Regions from separate parts of the Mus musculus genome. Here region 2 is linked to region 1. Evidence: chromatin loops called from intact Hi-C (ENCODE). Cell type or tissue: left cerebral cortex. All regions are shown on one strand. Each heading gives the region's core, and the rest is flanking DNA. Links, peaks and the distances in the headings are about the cores only. Region 1 has its middle 18 kb from the start of Mrps14. Region 2 overlaps Tnr (tenascin R).

Region 1 (12,583 bases), core at 2,758-10,757:
GGGAAACGTAGGTGAGAATTTAGAATATCCCATCCAAACGATGGCCCTCATCCCATTGATTGTGCTGCGACTCTTTCATATCTTTTGTTCCTATTCTTGGTCCTGAGTTCAGAAAGACTTCACCTCTCCTCTGTGCTACAGTTAACTAGATTTGAAACTTCTCTTTTAGCCTTGCCTTTGTACTTCTCTATGGTTTTGTTTTCATTTTTGAGACAGGATCTTTGTACTCCTGACTGGCCTCAAACTCTCCTTGTAGACCAGACGGACATCAATCGTGTGGTGAACTTCCTCCTCCTGTCCCCTGAGTACTGACATTACAGATGTGTGACACCATACAGACCTTTCTCCCATTTTTAGTTGACCCATTATTTCTCCAATATTAGCCCCTACCTTCTTCTATTGTCAGAGACAGTACTGTCACAACACTGCTTGTTTTGGGGAGGTAGCTGCTCAAAATAAAATCCAAAGCCCCAGTGTAATATCCATGACCACAGTAGAACTCCACCTTCCTATCACTTTCCCAAATGCCTCCGAACACACTGGGCCTTTCGTTTCCTAGCTCTTCCCTCCGGTGGTTTCCCTCAAAGCCATTCTTTCAACCAAGCTTTCCATTCAGACCAGCTCAGTTCACACTGGTTTCTGTTGACCAAGAGGATGAGGAGGTTAAGATGAGAGTGTGGTATACAGGGTGTGTCCTGTGTGAGCACTGTTTCATAGATGTGTTTTTAGCCAGTCTGATCCTGCGTATGGGTCTGAAGCTTTCCCCCCAGGGTAGAACTTTTGCTTTGAATTTTATAAAGAGAAAAGAAAAATTTGTTTTTTCAGGTCTCATGGTAAAATAAAGTTCTGAGTGGAGCAAATGTAGGAAAAGCCTTTTAATTGGTATATTATTCATAATGGCTAATATCTAAATAAAGTCAAAGCATTATACACTGGCACCTTTTGAAGTGATGGTAATGGGTAAGATAGTTTCCACTTAGCATGCCCAGCTGAGACAGAGAAGTGTTCCCTTTCCTCCCGGGAGCTTCCAGGAGAAGCTTGCATATTTGTTTTGATTGGTTACAGATAATAGGCATGAAAGAGGTTTCTCTTTCTGAGTCCTGTTTTCCATCTACACAGTCAACGCTTTCTTGACTCGAGGCTTTGGAATTCTTTCCACCTTCTCTGGTTGTGTCCACAGGGCCACCGAACACAGTATTCAAGTTGGCAGTGTAGGACAGGGCCAGACTCATGGGCACATGGAGCTGAGCCGACATCCAGTCCATGTTGTTCCGCAGCTTGGCCTTCCTGCCTCCCTGGCTCACAGTTACAGTAATCTATCCATCCATGCACCCACCCACCCATCCATCGATCCATCCATCGATCCATCCATCCACCCACCCACCCACCCACCCATCCACCCACCCACCCACCCACCCACCCATCCATCCATCCATCCATCCATCCATATATCATATCATATCATATCATATCATATCATATCATATCATATCATATCTATCTGCCTATCATGTCTATCTGTCCATCTATTTTCATGCCACTCATCAAGTATATTTTAGGCAGGTGTTCTGTCATAGAGCTATACCCTTAGTGCCACATGTCTTTGTTTGTTTGTTTGTTTTGGCAGGGGGTTTATAATTCTGCCATGATTCAGATATACCAGGTAAGTGGCTGCTTGAGATAGAAATGGTTTTAGAATAACCTTGTTCAACTAATGGGGCACAGCTAAGTAGTTCATTCTAAACCCTTTTGTCCAACTCCTAGAGTTTGTAATCTCAGCCACCACGCCTGGGTGTGACACATTGTTTGCCCGGGTGTCACACACTGCCTGTTCTTCTCAGTGTGAGCAGCTCCTTCCTCTTAGACTAATTCCCCCCCCCCCCCCACACACACACGCTCGAGCTTTTCTTTATTTCCCTTCATTAAATTACTTTCTTATAGTCCCATAAATGTTGCCACAACATCAACAACTTAAAAGGATAGAAATACATTCTCTCACAGTCCTTCTGCCAGATGCCTGAAATCAAGTCACCAGCAGGGCTGTGCCCCTTCAGAGGCTCCAGGGTAGGCCGTCCCCTTGCATCTTCACTTCTATTTCCTTCCTGGAAATCTCGGTAATTTCCCTCATCCTCTGGCCCTTTTCTCTGTGTGTGATTGTCTGTTTTGTTTTCTCCCTTTGATTAGAACCCTCTCATTTGGATTAAATGTCCATCCTAATCAAAACAATTTCATTTCAACCTTTCCCTTGATTACACCCAGAAAGACTAATTTCACACGGGCTTACCTTCTGAGGTTGGGGAAGGGAAACCAAACACACCACACTCACCTTAGACTTCAAGGCAAGCGCGTCAACTTCTCTTGTCAGCTGCTTTTCCTCGTTTACAGCTCCCCCATTCCTCTTTTCTTAATTAACTCCCTTAGGGCTGATTCATAATTTATGTGCACAAGACCTGGCAGTTTTAAAAGCATACGCAAGGTAAGCACATAAAAAATTAGAATTTTTTACAGAGGTAATGCCAAGCCAGGGAAGGAGGGGCGGGGAAACTGCCATGGTCACATACAAGTCTGACAGTATGTTTGCAGTGTGTCCTCAGCTCACTGGAAACTTCCTAAAAAAAAACAAAACAAAACAAAAAACCAAAAAAACCCCACATTGCTTTCACATTCCTAGCAGAGGGGATGCTCAGAAAGAGTTCTGGATAGATGATTGAAATTCTCACTTGTTATTATGTCCTAACCAGATCATCAGCCTTGATAAGGTCAGACCAGATGCCAAAGCCTCTCATTGCTTTTGAATTTCTTCCTCAGTTCTCACCTATATCGATACAACCTGCTAGCCTGAGATTTTGGAAGTGCCCTTCTATCTCTTTGCACAATGGCAAAAATCACACAACCAAAGAGGGGCAACCTACATCTTTTGTCACTTTCAGAGAAAGACCTGAACAAAAGTATCCATGGGAGGTTAACAGGGGGAGTGAGGCTTCTCTGCACCCTCTCCTCTGCTCTGAAACAGAGCTGTCAGATATGTATCTGTCCCTCTGATAAGAACACGAAGTCCAGAAGTCAGAGATGAGACTCTCAGCTTGGCATTCCTTGGATCAAGTGCTCTGTCCTGCCCAGAGCTAGCACTAACAAGCCTTGTACAGTGGTGGCAGTGGTGACGCTCCTAAGCGTTCTCCAGCTGCCTGAAAGCCCAGCAGATGTGCTCTCTGGGAAACCCTCTAACACAATGGCTCTCAAGCTTCGTTACACTGCATACAACCCTTAATAAAGATCCTCATGTTGTGGTGACCCTAACCATAGAATTAGTTTCAGTGCTACATCATAACTGAAATCTTGGTACTGTTATACATTGTAATGTAAATATCTGTGTTTTCTGATGCTCGACCCAAAGAGGCCAAGACCCACAGACTGAGAACCTCTGTTTTAGAATGCGTACGGGAGCTTAGAGAGACAGGGATACCAGGACTTCCTGGCCTCTGTGAGTTTCAGGTCACCTCAGTGGAGTTGCTGCAGAGGCTCACAGTGTTCCCTCTGCTGCCTCTGCCTCAGACAGACCTGGTTGTCAGGCTGGTTCCAACACTTGCGTCTGCCTCTGCAGATGAATGGGTGACTCTTCTTACCAGAGGAAAGTTGACATTTGGAGGGTTTGATTCTGACTCAGTGTCCTTTCAGACACTCTCCGCCAGCTGCTTGTGGCTCCATCTGAACAGAATGTTTTGTGTGGTTGCAGAGTGAAGGCCACACCCATTTCCCCTTGCAATGGCCATAATGGGTTTTCACTTGAAGGAATAAACATTTGATAGGAAAGCAGCTTTTTTTTTTCTCCACATTGTCTTTCTCCCTCCTTTTCTTTCTCTGCTTCCTAGTTCTTCTAATCCCAAACCTAACTGATATAAAGGCAAATCATTAGACTTTAATGTTAACGAATCACTCTGTAGCTATGAGGACAGAACTATCGCAGAGCCGTAAGCTAGGAATACCTGAAGGTAGAAACATGTGCAAGGCCACAGGGAGATGTCCCCATTCCTGTACTTGAAGGTTCATCATTTATGTGACCCGTTAGGCCCAGAGCAGTAGAACAGTACCTCCACACTGGGGCCTGGAAAGAGCATGGGGACAGAATGTCTATTTTATATTTCATGTTTATCAAAGATACTCTCCCCACAGCTTTCTCTCGGGGTCTGATCTAAAAACAGATAAAGAATTTCTTGGATTTGACTTTCCCCATCTCTACACTTGTTTCTGTTGGGGAACTAGAACTGTTCCAGAGTTTCCTGGTCTCTTGGATTTATCAGTTCTAAATAAAACCAGGTGAATCTGTAGCTTGACACATTTCAAAAAGGAAACTGAATTGTATGTTGAGACCTTTTCCTCATGTGCTCTGTGCTGCAGTAGAGGTCTAACCTTGTCTTCCGGTGTCTCTCACTGATTGTTGATCATTTTCTGTCATCCCCAAGAATGACCTCTTCCAACAGTCTCACAAGTCATGGGCCTTAGGCATGTGGAAGCTGCCCAGCCTTCCATGGAACCCCTTTGATCAAATAAGTTACAAGACTGAGCTCTCCTTGCTAGGCATCTGCTTTGAGAGTTTGATTTTTCTTCTTTGGATGCAGTTCATTCTGAGTGGATGCTCTCAGCATCTCTGCTGTACACAAGGGGAGAAGGGGAGGAAAAACAAACAACAGCAACCACTTAAATGGTTCCACCTCCACAAGTCCTGTCTTCTCAATGTTCTTTCATACCCTATATAGTACTGAGAAATATACAGTATGTTCCTTAAAAGATACACAGAGATTATGAGCAATCATTACTTCATTTAATCCTTTCATAAAATAGAGGGTAATGCTTTATGAATTTTGACTCCTTTCTATAAGAATGCTGCTTTGCCTGTCCCTCTAGAATGTGAAGTCTGTAAGAGCTGAGCCATTGGTGGCAATGACTTTGCCTTGTTCAGTTCTATACCTCCACATTATTGATCAATTTCTACCACATACTATGCACCCAAGATCTCTTTAGGAACAAAGTCGGATTGTATTTCCTCTAATCTTACACATCATGCTGGTTGGTGAAGTAGAAATTGTCATCCCTTTATACACTTGGAGTCTATCCTTGAGGTTTGATGTCAGACTGTCTCTCAGGCTTGTTTCATTGGGATTGTATACAAAGCCCCACTCCCTGCTCTCCTCTGTGAGGAAACCAAAGGGCCTGCTCTAGCAGAAGAACACATGCCCTATGAAGCAGAATGGTGACCCAGCTGGGAAAGCTGATGTCATGAAAATGAGAGACTAGGCCCACCCATGTGGATTCTTCCCTGCTGAGCCCATCTGTCTGTGTGGGCTATCTATGGCTACCATGGAGGCATAAACTTTATCCCCTTATAGTAATAGACTGGGTTCTGATTATGGTTGCTCTGAATGCTGGGAAAATTCGAGGGAGGCTGGCATCAGTCCTTTGCTAATGATCTTATTTGGATAAATACATGCTAGTAATCTTTGTCGCCTCTAAGAAACTCTAGACTACTCAGATTACAGACGTTGGTTTGCTGATCTTTCTATGCCCCAGTGAGGCCAAAATTTTATCATCTCCATTTTCCAGATGGTGAAACCAAAGCACACATAGTAACTCAGTGCTGGGAAAGCTAACCCTGATGTTGTGTTTTCCCTCTGACTCCCCAGCTCTGTCAACTCGTCTTTAATATCTGATGGGGAAATGATGAGTTCTGTGACTCTAACATTATTTTCTTAACAACATATATTCACTTGGGCACCATGAGCAACAAGCACTTTGAAATTCAGGACCTATCACTTTCTACTAAGAAACAGAGGGACGTTAGGGGGAAATGAACTGGTAAAATCACTGAGCTTAAAAGGGTGTTTAATTTTAATACTTACTGACCTCTGACCGGTATATTGGGGCAAAGCTCAAGTCACCATTGCCCTTAGTTTTCAGCTTCAAGTGTGGGATGCAGTCTGAGTGGCAGGCTCTGCAGCTGACTATTGTAGCTCTACTGTTTCTTTACCATGTGTGCTGAGTGCCTGCGTGGAGTGCTCCCCACCACGCTGAGTTATTGTGAGGATTCAAGCCTTGAGTCCGTTTCCTACTTAGAGCAGCTGCTGCACAGTGAGGATCCGATCCATGATCGAGGATGAGCACAAAGACAACGTTTCCTCTTTGAATTGCAGTCCACGGGGATCCTTTTTTAAAAACTTGTCTCATGGCATAAAACGGCAATTTCTATGACTAATTGATGTCTCATTTACCAGATGTTATTCAAAAATGAAATGCTCCAGGCATTTCCAGAAATAGGAGTAAGATTTAGGAGGAATGTTTGACAAAAAGATACAGTAACCGATTCTTGAGTTAATGAAAAATCCTTTAGTATGACTATGTCAGATGCAAACTATTGCTTCGGAGACATATACTATGTACCTGGGCATAGGCACATGCAGGCAGTATTATTTTCTGACCTCAAAACACATACTTATTTTTATCTTAGCCAGGAGGCTTTGCTGGGTCTTCAGGCAGAGATAGTTTTCTCTTAGAATACTTCTGGCACTAATGCCATTCAAACATGCATGTGTGTGTGTGTGTGTGTGTGTGTGTGTGTGTGTGTGTGTGTGTGTGTGTGCAGGTATGTGTTTATGTGGGTGTGTACACAGGTATGTGGAGGCTCCAAGACAGCATCTCCCTATCTTTAGAAATGCTGTCCACTTCCTTTGAAACAAGGTCACTCACTAGCCTAGAACTTGCCAATTAGTCAGTCAGTCTGTCTGTCTGTCTATCTGTCTGGCTAGATAGCACAGAGATGCTCCTGCCTTCTCCTCCTCCTCCCAGAGATGGAATTACAAGCATGGGCCACCATGCTTAGTACTCTCACTTGGGTTTGGGGAAATGGACTCAGATCCTTGTACTAACGTGGCCGTCCTTTATCATTGTTCCCTTCCCTCCAGCCTGTATATTGTGATTTATGAGCCTGGGAACTCGGGGTCAGTTCTTTCTCATCCGTAGCTTTACTAGATACACCAGTAGTAGAAGCTAGCTTAACTAGCTTTACTAGTTTAGACAGAGCCCACCTCCATTGTGTGTTTCCTATTCTCCATGGTATTGATACCCTTAGCCTTAGATCTTACTTTTGGATTCACTGTTAAACTTGACTCCTTCATGAGCTCTGTCCCCTGTGACCTTCCTATGGGTAGTTTGGCCTCTTTCACGACACTGATTGCTCATCACCAGTGAGCTAACAGAAAAAGAGGGGCTTTCTTCTTTAACATGGGGCATCCTGAGGATGTCTAAAAGGCTAAGTTCAGCTTCCTATGCTTTCAAAATCTAGAGGTAGTCTCTCTGCTCCCCAAAAGTTTCCTCTGCCTATTAACATTGCTTCCATTGAGAAGAATGACCCAGTACAAAGTTAAATTGAGGTCTAGAGGAAAGATTGGCCAAAGTTTCAATTAAAGAACATTTTGATCAGCTATACTTATCTTCCTTTTTCTTTCCTCAAAGTTCCCAGGGCCAATCGTTTCCTGAGGGTGGCAGATCTGCCCAGCACATCTCTCAGCCTCTGACTTTGTCCAGGAACTTTAAGATTTTCTGAAAGTGACCATACAGTACATGCTACCAAAGTGTATGAGCCAGTACATTCTCCTGAAGATGACCATGAATACCCAGCCAGTTGTCAGCCACCTGATTGTCAGTCTGAATCGCTGTCCATCTCCTAGACGACAAAACAGACCATCTTGATGTGACATACATAATCCCAAACACATGCCATCTACCAAGATGTCACTACATACCTCGCTGCACAGTCAGAAACACGTACTCACCATGGACCCTGATGCCTCCTGCAAAGATACAGCTCATCTCTCTCCCCTGCTGTGGTTATGTCTAACGAGCTCCTTCATGTATAATTACTCTTGAAGCATAGCTTTAAACTTCTCCCAAAACCACAGTGGCATGGTAGAAGGTAGGGCTGCCAACATTTAAAAGAGTCAGGATGTCTGCCTTCTCTTTGCCTTGGGCCATTTTCTTTGTTTGTGGGACATTGTAATGGAAAGGTGAACAGACATTGTTCAGCTCTTGTCTGATGGCTTCTCTGGAATATAAACCAAGAATCCCAGGATTCATTGTGGCGTCAAGACTCCATGACAGAGGCTCCTCACAGAGGCTGCGGGATAAGCTGCAATTGGTTTTGGACTTGGCTAGGCCAGCAGGATTCTTGGGGAGCCTGTCATTGTCACTGGCAACATGCTTGTAATAACTAAGCAAAAATAATGACAGCCCTGGAAATTCTGGGGTTTCCTTCCAGCTTCTTCAAGTCAGTGGTGCTGTTTAGGCGACATATGTCAGAGGCAGAGATATTCATTCTCTTCAAAAATTTTATTCATTTGTTTTTATGTGTATAAGTGTTTTTGCCTGTATGTATGTTTGTGCACCACATGTGTGTCTGGAGCCCACAGAAGCTAGAAGAGGGCATTGGATCCCCTGAACCTGGAATTATGGATGGTTTCTGACCTGCCAAGTAGATGCTGGGCATTAACCCTAGGTCTGGAAGAGCTGAGAGTATTCTGAGCTGCTGAGTCCTCTTTCCAATCCCATGGTCCAGACACTTAAGGATTTTGTTTCTAAATTCTCCTACAGGGTTAGGAGGCTCAGCTCACAAAATCTAGCACACGTACAGTGACTTTTACCACTGATCACAGAGGTGGTGAAAACAGTTGATTTTTTTTGTTTGACATTTAGTGACCTCTAAAATCTGGCTCCAATTTACCATTTCAACAAACTACTTCCTTCTTTTAACTCTGGCTGTGATCAAAATACCTCTTTATTTTCATATAATTTCCCAACATCGTAGTCTTTCTAACAGTGTGCTCCCAGACTCTTCTTTCAGAAGTGTCCGTCTACCAAAGACTTGGCTGTTCTGTCTGGTTTTTCTTTTCTTATTTTATGACTGTTCTTGTGCATTCTGATAGCTTCAACTGCCATTGTTACATCTGTCTGTCTGTCTTCATTCACACATCTCTTCTGAACTTCAATTTCTCTGCAACTTCAGATCCCTAGCATCTCATTGGGTATATTGAGTGTATCACTGGACACGTCCAACTGATTTCCAAGACTTAACTGACTTTCGTCCTGGAGTCTCATCTACTTATAGCTCAAGTGAGTGAGTCCTAAGGGGAAGCCTGGGATTCGCCACGGTATTACTGTCTCCCTTCACACCTGCCTTCTTATCTCAGAAGCCCTCGCTCCAGTTGTTTGGGACCCACATGAAGACCAAGCTGCATATCTGTTACATATGTGTGGAGAGGCCTAGGTCCAGCCTGTGTATGTTCTTTGGTTGGTAGTTCAGGCTCTGAGAGCCCCAAGGGTCAAGGTTAGTTGACTCTGTTGGTCTTCCTGTGGAGTTAATATCCCCGTAGGGGTTGCAATCCTTCCTCCTATTCTTCCATAAGAGTCCCCAAGCTCCATCCACTCTTTGGCTGTGGGTGTATACCTCTGTCTGAGGTAGCTGAAAGCAAGCCTACCTGCAAGTATAACAGTATCAACTAATAGTGTCAAGGATTGGTGCTTGCCCATGAGATGGGACTCAAGTTGGGCAGGTTATTGGGTGGCCATTCCCTCAGTCTCTCCTCCATCCTCAATTCCTGAATTTCTTGTAGTTAGGATAAGTTTTGTGGGTTGGTTGGTGTCCCTATTGCTCCACTGGGGTTCCTGCCTAGAGAGAGGAGGCAGCCTCTTCAATGCAGTGAGTCACAGCCAAGGGTGCCTCCCCAATCCCAGGTCTCTGTCTCTTCCTGGAAATTCTCCCTACCTTCTTCTCAACTCCCCCCCCCCCATCAGTTACATCTGTGAGTGTGTGTGTGTGTGTGTGTGTGTGTGTAGGAGAGAGAGACAGAGAGACAGAGAGACAGAGACAGACAGACAGACACACACTAACACAGAGAGAGAGAGAGAGAAAGAGAGAGAGAGAGGGAGAGAGAGAGAGAGAGAGATGTAAAAGTAGAAGGAAGCCTATAAGAGGGTGAGGAAAGGACTTAAAGGGAGGGGAGAGGAGAAAGAGATAAAATATTATATATTTACTCTTCTACATGACAGGATAAAAATCACAAGGAGATTTATAAGGAGAGTGAGATTCATGAGAGGGTGAAAGAGGGATGGGCTGGGATGGATTTGAGCACAATGCAATGATGTATGTGTATGGAATGTCATAATGAAAACTAATATTCTGTGTGCTAATTAAAAATTAATTTAAAAATCTTCCTACATTAAAAATACAATATTTGTTTTTTTTTAAGGAATCTTCAGTAGCTACCTGTTGTCTAAAATCCCACACTCCCAGCCAAGTGTTTAGCAGTAGAAATTAAATAGGACAATAAAGGTTCCAACTTGTATGACAATATCTGTATTTAAACACAGATTACATTACTTAAGTCCTCAGTAAAGATAAAGCTGCTTTGGAATGTTGTTTTTCTACACTTAAACTTAAAATTCTGTGGTGCTAAAATATCTACTGACAACATCATGTCATCTTCTCAGTGTCTCTTTTTATTTGTTTATTTTAATGACATTATTTATTATTATTATTCTTTCGTGTGTGTGTGTGTGTGTGTACATACCACTGCTTTTGCTGATAAGCCTCAAATTCATACTTAGACCCTTCCCTTTGGCTTTTAAGTTATCAAAATTTTCTTCACTTGAAAAATTAATGTATTTAATAGGAATGCAGAGTCTATGAAAGGTTTGTACTACCCACCTATAGGAAGAATGGAATACTTTGACCAGTTGTGGCTTCCTGTGATGGTCTCTGTCTGCTGTAAAAAGAAATGTTTTTTGTTTTTTTTGGTTATGGGTGGGAGCTATAATTAGTTGTGGATATAAAGATAAGTATTTGGAAACTATAATGGTTTAGTTAAATGGCAGTAGTTGGTTCGCCTCTAGGATCCTTGGTCTTACCAGCTACAGGTAGTGGCTATGTTTATATCATGCCTGTAATGAATGCCCTCCTATTGAGCAGGCCTTAAGTCCAATTAGGATGGCTATTCGTCACCCACTGGATTTGAATGCTGCTCTTGTTCCCTTTAGAACATCTTGCTATCCTGGTCATTGTTGATGTTCACAGGTGTTACAGCTGATGAGGACTATTGATTGCTTTTCTCCCTTAGCAGTTTGCATGGCTCCTTCTGGTACCCTGAGAGCTTGTCCTTAAGGAGAATGCTTCCATGTCTGTTCCAGCTCAATTCCAAGTCCTCTGTCTGAAGTAAGTAGTATCTACAGTAACAGGGTCCTATCTTCAATTTCTGGGTGACAACCAAGGGCCATGGCAGTAACACACACACACACACACACAACCAAGGGCCATGGCAGTAACACACACACACACACACACACACACACACACACACACACACATATTGGTGGGGTTTCTCTTGCACTCCTCTGACCAACAGCTTGAAAGGAGGTTGTTGTGCCCTGTCCCAGCGGATCTATCTACAACATAACTTTTATACCTAAGGCTGAAGGAATGTTGTAGAAGAGGGGACAGAAAGACTATAAGAGCCAGAAGACTGGGATAGGACATCTGCTGGGACATGATGTCTTCTATTTATGACAGGGTCGCTATACAAAGGAAGTCTCAACAATATGGTTTTCTAAACAGGCTTAAAAATGACTGCACCAGCTGGGCGGTGGTGGCGCAAGCCTTTAATCCCAGCACTTGGGAGGCAGAAGCAGCCAGATTTCTGAGTTCGAGGCCAGCCTGGTCTACAAGGTGAATTCCAGGTCAGCCAGGGCTATACAGAGAAACCCTGTCTCGAAAAACAAAAAACAAAAACAAAAACATAACAAAAAATGACTGCACCAGTTGACATGCCAATATTGATGGGGGAATTCTCACAATGCTTCATCTCTAGAAGAGCAGCTATAGGACTTATGGTTGTTAAGATAGGAAGAACCAGTCTTCTCTGTGGATTAGCCAAGGTTATTCCAGATTATCCCAAAAGGTCATCCTTAAACACGTATGAGCAACATTAAGTGATTTCAGCAGGCTGTATATGTATATGTACACACACATAATAAAAAGATAAGAGATGATGAATTTGAGAAGGAATGGAAGGGACACAAGAAGAATTAGAGGAAGGTGGAAGGAAAGATACAAATACAGTATTTAGATAGAATCCTCAAAAAGATGAATTAAACCGTTTGAATTATGCACAAAGGCCTTTCCCAGGCCCAGAAAAGATGGGAAACCTACACCACCAACTCATTTACATCAATTATTTTCTTTTAGAATGCAAGAACTCTTAAATGATGTTTTTTCTCTTCCAGGACTTAAAACAAACAAACAAACAATAAACCAACCAACCAACCAACCAACCAACCAACCAACCAAAAACTAAGCCTGTTGGACACAACCTGGTGCCCAGGTCTAAATTCCCACCCCCTACTCTCCATCCCTAAAAAGGACCGGTTAGCTTATTTTACTGTTTACAGTTAAATTTACACATTTTTCTGTTTTTTTTTTTTTTACTTTCAATTTTTGTCTTTTCTTTTTCTTTTTATCTTTTTATTTTTTTAAAAAAATATTTAC
Region 2 (12,583 bases), core at 2,254-10,253, 250 kb after region 1:
GTGAGTCCCTGTAGCATCGCTATGCCTTAAGGAAGGAGGGTAGTGAAGAAAGTAGGTAGCATAGGATTCCTCTGCTGAAAGACAGTTCTGCAGGAACTGTAGTGCTTGATTTATCTAATAAGTGTCTGAGGTGTTCCAGAGGAGTTACCATTTTGAGGGGGACCTCAATTCACTCTTGGGAAGACCTAGTCCGTTTAGCATAAATATCTTAAGAGGGAAACAGAACTCAGTGTTAGGAGTTGTTGTCTGATAGATGAAGCCACCAAGTTTCTGATATCTTTTTAGATCTTCCAAAGTAGCAATTCTAGTCAGCATTGTAGCAAACTGTTCTCCTAGACTTCTCTTTCACTGGGATAAGAGATGGGTAAGGAGAGAGAGAAAGGAAATGAGAAAATAAACACAGAGAACTCCTCTCTTGACTTCTTGTAGTTCCAGTCTTTACAAATGTCCTGTCATGTTCCTTCAGGGAACTCTGGGATCTGGGAGGTGGTCGTGTTAATTTTCCCTGCAATCTGTTGATTTTAGCCTAGACATTCACAGGATATTTGCATTTTCTGCTGTTTGTAGTTGTTTGAACACACTCATAACTCTTCCTTTGCAAACTCTAGGGTCAAACTGATACCCTAGGTGCTTACACAGTGTTATCCTGTGGTCTCTCCTTCCTTGATACTGGTTCTATCTTTTTTCCTAGTTTGGAAAGGGGTTTGTGTTAGAAAAGAGAAGTGTCTGTACTGCCTAGGCCCTGGGATGGGAATTTATGTTTGTGTCTGACACCATCTTCAAAACTTTAAACAGAAAGAAAAAAGAATTGTTTCTGGGCTATTTCTTACTATTTCTGACAGTAATAGTTTGGGGCTGAGGGTTTCTCTGCAGCATAGCATGAGAAAACAAGCAAAATTTTCCATTTGTTAAAAGGAAAAGGAGAGGTGGATGGAGTTAGAAACATCATGAGAATGGTAGTGAGTTCAAGATGGCAGCCGCGTGGTCAATGTGACAGCAGCTTTACAAACTGGAAGAACTAAGGCTGTTTGTATTAGACAGAGACAGTGGTACTCCTCAGAAGCTGTGTGACTTCACACATGCCATTTAACAATCCCATGCTTTCACTTTCTTCTTCTAGAAAATGATTAAAACTTACTCTGGATTGGGGTGAGGATTCAATAAAGTAATTGATGGGAAGCCCTTTGCACAGAATGTGACCAATAGGTATACAAATACTGTTTTTCTCAGTTTCTATTAGGAGAGACAGATATTTTTTTTAAATGTACCAGGCTACCCCCATTTCTATGTCTAACTGGCTGTGTGATCTCAAGCAAGCTGCCTGCCTATGTCAGCCTTGCTTTCCTTGAGCATGGCATAGAGAGTCATCTTAGGTGATGTCCAGAATGTCCTTTGCCTCTGAAGGAGTGTTCTTTAATGTTGGTCTAGGAGACAGGGTTGAGTATATTAGTGTTCAATGACAGATTGGTTAAAGGCTACAGGTTTCTCTGTGGGTTGTAAAAGCACTGACAAGAAAAAAACAGTTCTTACTATAAGTCTGCCCTACAACACTAACCCCGACCTGAGGTGGCCCAGGCTTCCTGAGTACAATGTACCTACATCTCAACGAATCTTGTACTTTCTCTTCAGAGGCCATGGTAGTAACTTAGCCAATGACCATACCCATGAGAGTGTCGGGGTCAGGGGCTGAAAGGATCCAACATTTCCAAGTTAGAAGTTAAGCTTTAACCTAGTCTTACTGCTCAAATAGTAGGAGATGTTCTATTAAGTTAATAGAGGAGATCTTAGGAGCCAGGACCTTGTTGAATGGATATCCTGCAATAAATAGTCTTAAGCTGGGGAAGGAATGAGGATTTCCTGTTTGGGAAGAAAACATAACACTGTCCAAAGACTGTGAGGTTTGCCAAGGACATTTGGACAATGGGATGCTGCAAGTGCACTGAAGTCATGCTTTGGTTGAGGAGTGACCTTAAAAAAAAATAAATCAGAAATGTTTGAGATGACAAACCAGGCTGTACTAGCCGGGAAGGGAAATGTGAGGTCGAGGCAAGATTGGTCGGTCGAGTAGCAAAGCAAGCCGTCCTTCTTCTTACTTCTGTGCATAAGGCTGCTAGTGGCCTCCTATCTCAGGCGCAGGGGTGAATGCATAGGCTCTTTAGATGAGGCGAGAGTTTGAGAAGCCGATGCTGATGATGTCTTTAATGTGGCCACTCACGTGGCTTTTGTGTTTCCACTGTGGGGCCTCTAAGGTTTGTTTTTATTTTATAAGACTCCACCAGCTTCTTTTATTTAACTTACTTTTTTTTTCCCTAGCTATTTTCTCAGATCCTGAAGAAGACAAAACTGGTTTAACTAAATCCAGCATGGATTTAGTTAGGATGAACCAAAGCCACTCTTTCCAAAGGGACCCTCATGTGTACCAACACACACATCCTCTGAAAACCGAAGCCTCCTCTCATCCCTGTGACATCTCTTCTTATCAGAGTTGTTTTAGCCTCTGTAATCCGAGTAGTTTTCATTCATTCTGCAAGTTCTCATTTTGCCTGGCAGTGCCAAAATGCTGTAGTATTATTAGGAGAGATGCATATGGGAGAGTTGGGGTGTGGAAGAAGCAAAGGCCAAGAGGGAAGCAGTAAGTCAAAGAACTTCAGAAGTTTGTTCTGAGGGCCCAGTGGGATAATAAAAGAGAAGCTACAAGCCTCAGCCCAGAAGCCAGCTCTGTCCCCTTTCCTCCAGTGGAGAGGACCTTCAGTGCTTAGTTGTATGAATGAAAGAAACCACCCAGGGAGGATGGATGAAAACCAAGCATCTTTGTGTAGCCTTGGCAAGTTTGAGGTAAGCTAAGCATTATCTCACCTCTGCTAGGATTTATTTGGATATTAGTCCTTCTTACGAGTATTTCAGTGCAGACAGTAGGATGTAAATAGAGGTGAAAAGTGATCTTCCCTCTCTGTCTTCAGAGGGACAGAAATGCAATCAAGGAGTTAAATGCAATGATTATCAAGCAATGGATAGAAAAGCATGTATCCCGGGGAAGTGCTTTGCCCCCTTTCTGAAATCCTAGGAGGAAGAAAAAGAAAAGGCCATGCCTCCGGGGCTGTTTTCAAATGTTCACAGCTCTCACAAATCCCACCTTTCTTTCTCCATAGAAAAGGACCAAGGGGGGAACTATCAAACCTTTCTCAATGGATGCTTCAAAAAAGCTTGTTGAAAAGATTCTACAATGTCCTCTTGCCCCATAATCTATATCTCTGTCCTGATACTGAACTTTAAAGGTAAAGATGTTTTTAGGAGAGTTTGTATAGGCATCGAGTTTACTGGCAAGGCAATCTTGGTCCTTTAAATTTGCTTTTGAAATGAGAGTTTTCTATCTCGGAGGAGCTGATTGGCTCCCCAGTGGAAGGCAACAAGGATATTAGGAGTGACTCTCACCTCTTTAGAGATAGGGTGTTAGGTAGCTGGGGGGAGGGGACATTTAGATATCTGGGAGCTTGCTCCAACTTTCTCTGCTGCCATGTTGCTGTTGTTTTACAAATCAGTCTCCTGTACAAATGGGTCCTGGGTCCTGGTTTGGTCTGAGGTTAACAGAATCATAAGAACTATGCTGCCTCCTGCCCTACTTCTCATAAGTGATTCAGTGGACATCTGGGAGCTGGGAGCACCACTTTGCCCCTCTCACCAAGTCTCCCTTTATTCAGTAAGTCGGGTCTGAAGGCCAACGCTTTCTACATGGTTGTCATCCCTAACAAAGAGTCTTCACAGTTAATGTCTTCACCTTCCAGAAGTAGCCCTGGGAAGATGAGAACTCAGTATAGAAACAATCTTCATATGATGGGGCATGCAAAGAGGGAGAGTGGCCTGGCTCTTGATTCTAGGCAGTGAATCCATGGCAGTCTCTGGTGACTGGTTGTTACTGTTATTGTTGTTGTTGGGGATTTTGTGGAAGTGTACCTTCTAACATGTCTGTAGTTGCGCCATCTTCTTGATAGGCCCCCGTTCAGTCATTCTGAGTCCCTTATGGGAATCTTGGGTGATTAGGGTGGGTGCCAAGTAGTGCTGCCTGCTCCTCAGGGACAAAAGCAGGCGTGAGAAGGAGCAGATTAACAACTGGAATCAGTTAGGAAGCTCAGTGAAGGAAGAAGTGAAGCCAGTCAAGTCCAGAAGCTTTGAGAGAAGCTCCCTGTGGATTCTGAGAAGACAGTCTCTTCAAAGCATAGAGTGTGGGGGGACTCACTCTACTTAACAAAAGGGATCTCTAAACCCTCTTACAGAAGGTTGGGTGAGCTGATCTTTGAAGTTTCTTTCTTACTTTAAAATTCCTTTAAATGAATCTAGGCGATGCAGCCGATGCTATTTATAAAAAAATGTTCCGCAGGATAAAATAGTTCCAGTAAAAAGCAGGTTTGGATTTCCATTGATGTTTCTTGATTTTTCCTGGTAGTGATGACACAAAATCTTGTTCCATTTCAGCTCCCTTGATGAGGTGGGCTGTTCAGGCACATCCAGTTCCTTGGCTCTGCTTTCATAGACATAATGGCTTCAGCTTCTTTTAGCATTGTGTGTGTGTGTGTGTGTGTGTGTGTGTGTGTGTGTGTGTATGTGTGGTATATGTTCGTGGTGTGTGTATGTGTGTGGTGTGTATGTGTGGTGTGTGTGTATGTATGTGTATATGGTGTATGTGTGTGTGTGTGTGTGTGTGTGTGTGTGTGTGTGTGTGTGGTGTGTATGTGTGGTGTGTGTGTATGTATGTGTATATGGTGTGTGTGTGTGTGTGTGTGGTGTCTATGAGAGACACAGAGAGTTCTGAGTCAGTCTCTTTCCCCCTTTTCTCCTTCCCTCCCTTTCCCCATGTCCTTCACGGGGATTCTGGCTTTCCTTTAATTGCGATGACTCACCAAGACCAACTTTGATTCTGCTTTTCTATTACAGATGGTTAAACCTAAAGGGGCATTAGAAATCCTTTTGGTCTAAACTCTGATTCAACTGGGTGAAGAAACCAAGGCCCAGAGATTTGAACAAACCCATCAAGGGCTTGTAGCTGTCATGGTGGCAGAGACAACCTCGTATCACGCCCTTCAATTCCCTCGTTAAGTGTGCTTACCTCCAGTCCTGCACAGTTGGCCCACATCTAGTTAAATATCGGATAACCTATAGGCGTCCCCCCTCTTCCTCCTTCTCTTAGCTGCTTGAAGCCCATGATGGATTAAAATGTGAAAACTCCACCTGTGTTTTTGGCCTTGTGTAGGTCAGTGATTCTATATCACAGAGACAGGGGAGGTGACAGAAAAATGGCAAGCTAACCCCAATGTCACGATGCTCAGCAGGTGATCATCAGCCCAGGAGGACTCTTGCTTGTGGCTCAAAGCTTGGTTAGATGGTGGCTGTTTCTATTTCAAGATGCCAACTGGTTGGCACAGGTATAAGACACCCCAGACAGTAGCCATGGGCCCGATTAGTACACACTGGGCCCTCAAAGATAGGAGAGGACAGGGAGACAGGGAAAAGGCAGCTGAGAAACTTGGCACAGCTTGGGCAGGTGCTGCAGGAAAGACTGACTGGATTTTTATTTAAGGAGAAGCTGAAAGGTCATGGCTTCTATAGCCTCCAGTTCTCCGGGGCTTTAAAAAATCAAATCACGTGGGGGTGGGGAGATCACTCCGCTCACCTTTGGAGTTCTAAATGCAATTTCCTCTGGCACTTTTCATTTTTCTTCTCAAAGCAGGATAACAGAGGGAGATGGAAAATGTTTCTCATGGTCTCACCTCATTGAGGGGGTCAGTTCTGTTTACTACAGGATCAAAGCAAACAACAAGAGACCAGGACAAGCACGCTGTCCCCTCCCAGTGTAATCAGACAGGGGAATGGCTCATACAACTTCCCCCATGATTCTTCTGAAGCCACTTGCACTGAGGATAGCCTGACTGGGTATAGAGCTAGAGACCTTCAGTTAGGAGTCAGGGAAAGAATCCATGGTAAATCAGATCACAAATGCACAAGGCAACACTAAGTCAGGTCTGTTTCTGCTCAGACCCACACGCTCCCTGGTAGGTGCCCTCATTTCCACTCCTGTCCTTTGTCAGTGTCTGATACAAATGTGCTAGAAACAATACCCTTCCCCAAGTCTCACCACCAAAGAAAGTTATTACACGACAATGATTTACGACGCACAGGGCACAGCTATTGCATGACCCAGGGCAAGGTTCAGACAGCTTTGGTAACTGGAGTTCTAAACAATGGTTGGGTTGGTAGGTCTAATAGGATCTAGGGGACAGAAGTAAGGAGAGGATGGGGCTGGAAGAGAGGCCATGCCTCCTAAAAGTTAACTGTCAGAATGTGAGAATCTTTAGCCCATTGCAATGAACTTGGACAGTTGCGCCAGGGTGTGGTGGGCATCTTCCCTCTTAAGAGAAGATTGGCCAAGCTTTTTTCTTGAAGCTTTTCTGGGATGGTGTGGTCACCTGGCCATAGTCAGTGGTGACCAGATTACTATTACTTAGAACTTGGAAGGTATCTCAGAAGAAGGGATAGAGGAAGTTGTGTGTGTGTGCCCATCACCATAACAACCTGTAGTTCTTTCTTTTTTTTAACTCCCCAGTTTTCCTCCTCTGTGAGAAAAGAGGTGGGTGATCAGTCAGGACTGGTTAGCAGGGAGCATGTAGCCTGTGAGTCAGGCTCCAAGGCAGCAGAAACTAGGAGCAGATGGTGCCTAACTGATCCCTGCTTCCTTCAGATAGTCTGAATATGTTGTGAAGCACATTACTGTTGCCCCTCCCCCCCTTGTCTCATATTATAAAATACAAACAAATGACAGAAAAGATTGTTTGGCTGGTGGCTGGCTGCCCAGTGCTCAGAATTTCAAGGCTCGCCGTTTCCTCCCGGCTGTGAGACGATGGATGTAGGGCCTCATCTTCATTTCTACAAAGGGGATGGAGAATTCATGGCCTTTCCAATGGTACCAGTTGATCCCCTGAGTGTGAGAAATATGAACATGTCAGATCACCTTCCATGCTCAGCAGAGCACCCTGCTTGAAAAGAATGACTGGATTGAGGGCTTCACTTATCAGTTTAGCTGTTTTCAGTTAAGAAGGGGCTCAAGACAGAGTTCCCAGGATGATGGAGAGAGTTGAGTCTCGTCCCAGCGTCCCCTTTACAGAGGCCTATGTCTTTATAAAAGGTAAGTTGTGCGTTATTTCTTATTGCCAGTTTTGTGATTTGCCTTCAGGAGTTTCTGGTACTAGGGGACTGTGGTGAATGTCAAAATCCCAACTAGGTGAATAGTGAAATTGTGGGCAGCTCATTCATGATGAGGAGACTTGGGTGGCTTCCACCTGGGGTCAGCAACCTCTGGGGGCTTGCCTGGGGGTTTGTGTTTCAGCTGCTTCCTTGTCCCTGAGCCCAGACTGGGGGCTTGCAGTCTCCTGGGGAAATAGCTTAGATTACTAAGGTTTCTGGTCTCCCCCCTTCTGTGCCCCGTGCCCTTGAGCCTATGATGAGTTGATGGACAGCATCTTGAATGGTCTTTTCTCAGTCCCAGAGTACTTCTTTTTAAAGAGGAAACAGTGCTGAGACACAGAACTAAAGGCCTGGGTTCTGCCCTTTCCACCACTCTGCCCGCAATGAGAGTGTGGCCTACCTGACTGTGCCTGGACTCCCCGTACTTCCCGTTGAGGTTGGTCCGGTGGCAGTTCTTATACCACCAAGCACCCTTGTAGGACATGGCACAGTTGGTGACTGCAACATCATTGTCTCTGTCCTCAGTGGAGAAAGGACGTCCCTGGTGATAGCTGAGGGAGTCTCCTGCCAAAAACCAAAAATGAAAACAAAACCATTCCGGAGGCTGTTCCATTTGCTGTGGACATCTGGTTTTCACATGGAACCCTGGCTCACTTCCCCTTTTCCTTCTGAGCTGCGTCATGGCTATGCAGACCTTTGCCTCTATATTACCTCATAGGGTAGGGCTAGGGAGGAACCGCTTCTATGTTTCCCACTCTATTCATCACTGAACATTTGCTGAGAACTTTACCAGACAGCTCCATCTTAGCATCTCTGTCTATTTCCCTTTGGCCGTTTTGAGGCACAGAGCACTCATGGTCCCACTGTGTCTATTGGAGACAGTAAGGAGCCACGACGCCTCCAACCCTTATGGATCTCACAGTGTAAGTTCATCCTGGCTTTCCCCTGTGCTTGCTGTCCCTGATCAGCCTGTACCCAATACCCCACCGTGAGAACTTGGTTCTGCCCATGAAGAGGAACAACAGCAGCCAGAGCACCAATAAACAAGAAACGGTGACGGAAACATAACCATGTCAAATGAGATGTGGGTAGGTGAGAAAGCTTCCATGTGAGGAAGCTTCGCTAAATAAGAACACATAACTAAACCTGGTGGGGAAGTGTCAGGATGACTACGGAGAGACTGTAAAGAGGAAAATATTTACCTAAATAGGTAAAGAGAAATTGCCTAATACTACCAGCTAGGCTACCTGACCCTGTGGTGAGATTTTCTTTCTCAAAGACAAGTGGAGACCGGGTGTTCTCTTGGCAGGGGTGCTATGCAGCGGCTCAGGTGAACTCAGGGTTCACTGAGAGATCAGACCATCAGGCACTTACAGTGACTCGGGTGAAGCCTTTGGCAGGATTTGTGGTTAGAGATGCTGGGAAGGGGCCTCATGTTATTTATCAGATGAAAGTGATAGTCACTATAGCTAAGGTTGCTTTCCCCTAAGAGGGACAGTGTTTTGATTCTATGGCTTCCAAGCTATAGAAGCTATAAGGCTTCAGCACCTTCTTTTCTGCAGCCACAGAACTCTGGGCTATTGGGTCTTCCAAGGAAGCCTTCACCGCTCAAGAGAGTCCTGAGGCAGTGTGTCACACCATTCTCATCTCCATATAATCTTGAAGGATTCTGGTGTTGTGCCCATCCAGAGCCAATCCCACCAACTGAAACAACTTTTTGTTATCTACTTCTGCTTGAAAAGGGTCTTACTTTCCCTCTCCAGAAGACTATCATTTTCATCTCCTTTATCTCAAGTCATACTCATACCTATTACCTTAAAATTTTTGGATTAATTTTACTCTCCAGCAATCCATGCTTTAATCATTATTCATCATCTGTGCTGTGCCTACCTGCATTGTTATCCTCTCACCTTCTGCAAACTAGAATGTATCCTCATTATTCTCCCAACAATTATTTCTGGCTTCTGCTTTGATGTTGCCAACTGATTGTCACAGACATGGTCCCCTAGGTCTTTGTATCCTCCCTCATCTTTTCTGCCTCATACATCTACCTCGTATATTCCAGACATGAACTAAGTCCGGGTTTTCACTCTTGACCACCTGTTCATATTCATGCCTTTCTCGTAGCTCTGACATTAGCATGGACTCCTTTTATCTCTGACATTAGCACGGACTCCTGTTATCTCCCATCAGGATTAATAATGCAGCCACCAGTTGCTCTCACCGCTCTTCACTCAGATTTACTTTATCTTGATTGGACCTGTCCTAGTGATCTTTCTAAAATCCAAATCCCATTATGCCATTCAGGACTTACAAGACCTCCAGTCATGTAAAAAGTCAATTTTTCTTTCAGTGTCAAGACTTTCCATAATTAATCTTCTCTTTCTTTCTCTTCCTTTCCACATTTCTGCTCTTCCCTCCCTCCCTCTTCCCCTTCTCTCCTCCACCCTTTACCTCCACTTTCTACTTTCTTACCCACATTGCCCCTCTCTCCCTTTCTACTTCATCTTGCTATATAGCCCAGGCTAGCTTTAATGTTCAATTTTTCCATCTCAGCCTTTCCCATGCTGTAATTATAGGTGTGTGTCACTGCTCACAGCTCCTGATCCTTCCAATCACACAGTTTGCCCAAGAGAGTAATGCATCAAGCCTTCCCCTTCCACGAAATCTTGTTTTTCTGGTATGTCTCATCCAGACGATGTTTTCAGTGGTTTCAGTCAGATAGGCTGATTTCAAGGATCCTTTCTATATACCCCAGAAACCCTCCTATGGGTATCCTTATTTATTCTGCAGAGAGGCATTTCCTGGTGTTTTCTTTAAACTAGGATGGTACTACAGAGTCCATGTTTTATGTTCTTGTTAGATGCTCTAAAACCAGAACAGTGAGTGTGGCTCTGCTCTTATTAAAGACACAATTTAGAAGTGTCAGTTTGAATCCCAGCAGAGTTCTATTTAGAGTTTTGGAAGTTTCGGGACTTCAGAAATGTGGAGTAAAGGGCTGTAATTGGACTGGAGGCCCTGGGGTGGCTGGTTGCCAGTGAGGCCTGGAGAAGTGGTAACAGCTTGAAGAACTGGGAACTGTTACAAATGCCAGGACGGAGGGCATGGTTTTCTATGAATGGTGTGTAGTTGCCTAGAGATGGGGTAACCTAAATAAACCCAGGGTTTTACTTACTGAAAAAGATGAACTGAATATATAAGGTGATGGATGAATTGTTGTTAATGTCCATGACTGGCTAGCCAAGATCTAGACTCACTGACCTCTGACACAGGGAGAGGAGTGCAATCTAACGGTTCTGCCCTCTTTGAGGTGTGGCACAGAGACTGGGCTGGGGAAGATGTTTCAAGGGCTGGCCCCAAGGTAGACAGACAACATGTGGGATTGGACAGAGAAGGACGAAGAGGGGGAACTGAGGGGAGACAGAAACTGTGGTAGGTGAGCTTGTTTCTCTTCCCATAGGAGAAACATGAAAGCCTTTTCTGTAGACACAATTCTAATTCTAGGGAGTGAATAGTATCCATTTCGTTTTGAAATGATTTAGAATGACATCTTGTTTAATGTCCATTTCAATGGCTGTTTTATGCTCAAAGTGTGGCAAATTGGACCTTTTTGTTGGGGCTCTTCAGGCTTCTCTGATTGCCACTGCGAATGGCTCAACTGTGAACAATAACAAAGATAAGTATGTCTTCTCTTTTGAATAACAGTATCTGGCTGAGAAAGGAAATAATGGAGCAGATGCAGTAATTGGAGGGGTAACACCTTGATGTTCATTTTAATTCCAAGAGTCATAGGAAATACTGCTAACATTAAACACCAGCCTTTAGCTCTAAAATTGGAGACATGAAATGTCTGGTAACTCCATGTACCAAACAGTAACACACCTGGCACACCAGGCTTCATGGAAGGTAGTGTAATAGAGCACATTAGCCAAAGGCTAGGGACTAGCTTGGTGGTATGTTCTCACAAAACTATGTGTACATAGAGCTCAAACAGATGGTTGTTCTGCTTGGTAAAAATGCCCTAAAACCCACCACTGAGAACCCAACCAGGTGTATGGTTCACTTGGTAGAACAAAAAAGCAACATGGCCAGTGAGGGACATTTAAACAATGTCCTCTGCTCCTTCATGTGGTGCTATGATGGCTGCTGATGGTTGGATGGGGGGACAGTCAGCTCAAAGAATGGGGAATCTGAACTGTTTCATAGTTCAAAGGTCATTTTCCAGCAGCCATTGCAAGGAGATGTCAAATAAGGTGACAAACAGTTCTGCCCTTGCTAAATGGGAGTCCACTCTGGTTAATCTAGGTATGATAAGCAACCTTTTGCTCTCAACCTGCATTGTTTTTGAGCAAACTTTTCAGACATATTGAGCTTATAGAAACTTTTCTGACTACTCTGTAAAGTGAGATAGACATCACTATTATAATTAGCATTATATATAATGTAGCAGATGACATCGTCATTATAATTTAGCAGATAACATCACTATTATCATTTTTCAGATGACATCACTATTATAATTCTCCATATGATACTCCCAAGAAATTGATTCCAAGTCTCTTGAATGGACAGGCAGGATCAGAGCCAGTGGCCTAGCTAGCCATGCCTCTTTCCTGGCTAGTAGTCAGCTCACGAACTCGGTGAATTCTGCTGGTTCTGCTGCAGCTTAGGACAGGAATACACATCCAATGCTCCTGGGGTCATCACGGGGCCCACAAGTACCTGCAGTGCCATTGTAACTTCCTATGCGGATCTTGTACAGGCTTCTGCTGTCCTCCACAGCGAACTTGTCATAGTAGGCAAAGACTGCTTCCTGTCCATCCCGCATATCCACACGCAGCTCATAGCGGCCCTGGGCTGTTATCCTGTGGATGTTGTCTAGCCCTGTGGAGAAGGACAGATTGTGTACTGAGTCTTGACCCAGAAGCTTTGGGAATGGGATAGAAACACATGCTATGGAGAAAGAGTGGGCCATCCACATTGTTGTGCCTCCCCCCCTTTCTTGGGCTGGTGTCAAACCTGCCAGACTGTGAATCTCCTCCTGTATAGGCTACCCCAGGTCTACTGATGAGTGCCACCTCAGACAACATTGGAGCAGATGACATCACTATTATAAATTTTCAGATGACATCACTACTATAATTCCCCAGATTATAAAAGGTCCCAAGAAATTGATTCCAAGTCCTCTGAATGGATAGGCCATCTAATCTTGACATAATAACTGACAAGCCCTAAAGCTTCAAATTTTCTGACCCTCTTCCCCACAGTCTTCTCCTACCAGTTATGCTAGCAAAAGCTCAAGAATCCTTGAAGAAGGTAGGATTCTTTTGGCTTGAATTGTAGGGAGCAA

The links. A loop is a pair of places that touch in the nucleus more often than their neighbours do. Peaks named below come from ENCODE experiments on the same cell type or tissue, not always from the same donor. Only the 100,000 strongest peaks of a DNase experiment are listed, where the experiment ranks them.
Region 2: a loop joins it to region 1, with 2.7 times the contacts of the local background. A loop is called at or near these places in 14 of 42 quality-filtered maps.

Annotation. Positions count from the first base shown.
Region 1 is chr1:160,170,641-160,183,223 of GRCm38, reverse strand. No RefSeq gene overlaps it. Among named protein-coding and RNA genes, the nearest start is that of Mrps14, 18 kb to the left of the region's middle. In left cerebral cortex, for the core only: no CTCF peak of the experiment used is centred there; a DNase peak (open chromatin) is centred at 6,116.
Region 2 is chr1:159,918,478-159,931,060 of GRCm38, reverse strand. Tnr (tenascin R) reads right to left here. Exons shown (of 23, transcript NM_022312.3): 21 at 11,956-12,117; 22 at 7,634-7,797; 23 at 6,139-6,967. The coding sequence ends at 6,848. Among named protein-coding and RNA genes, the nearest start is that of Gm31667, 100 kb to the left of the region's middle. In left cerebral cortex, for the core only: no CTCF peak of the experiment used is centred there; DNase peaks (open chromatin) are centred at 4,455, 4,919 and 6,700.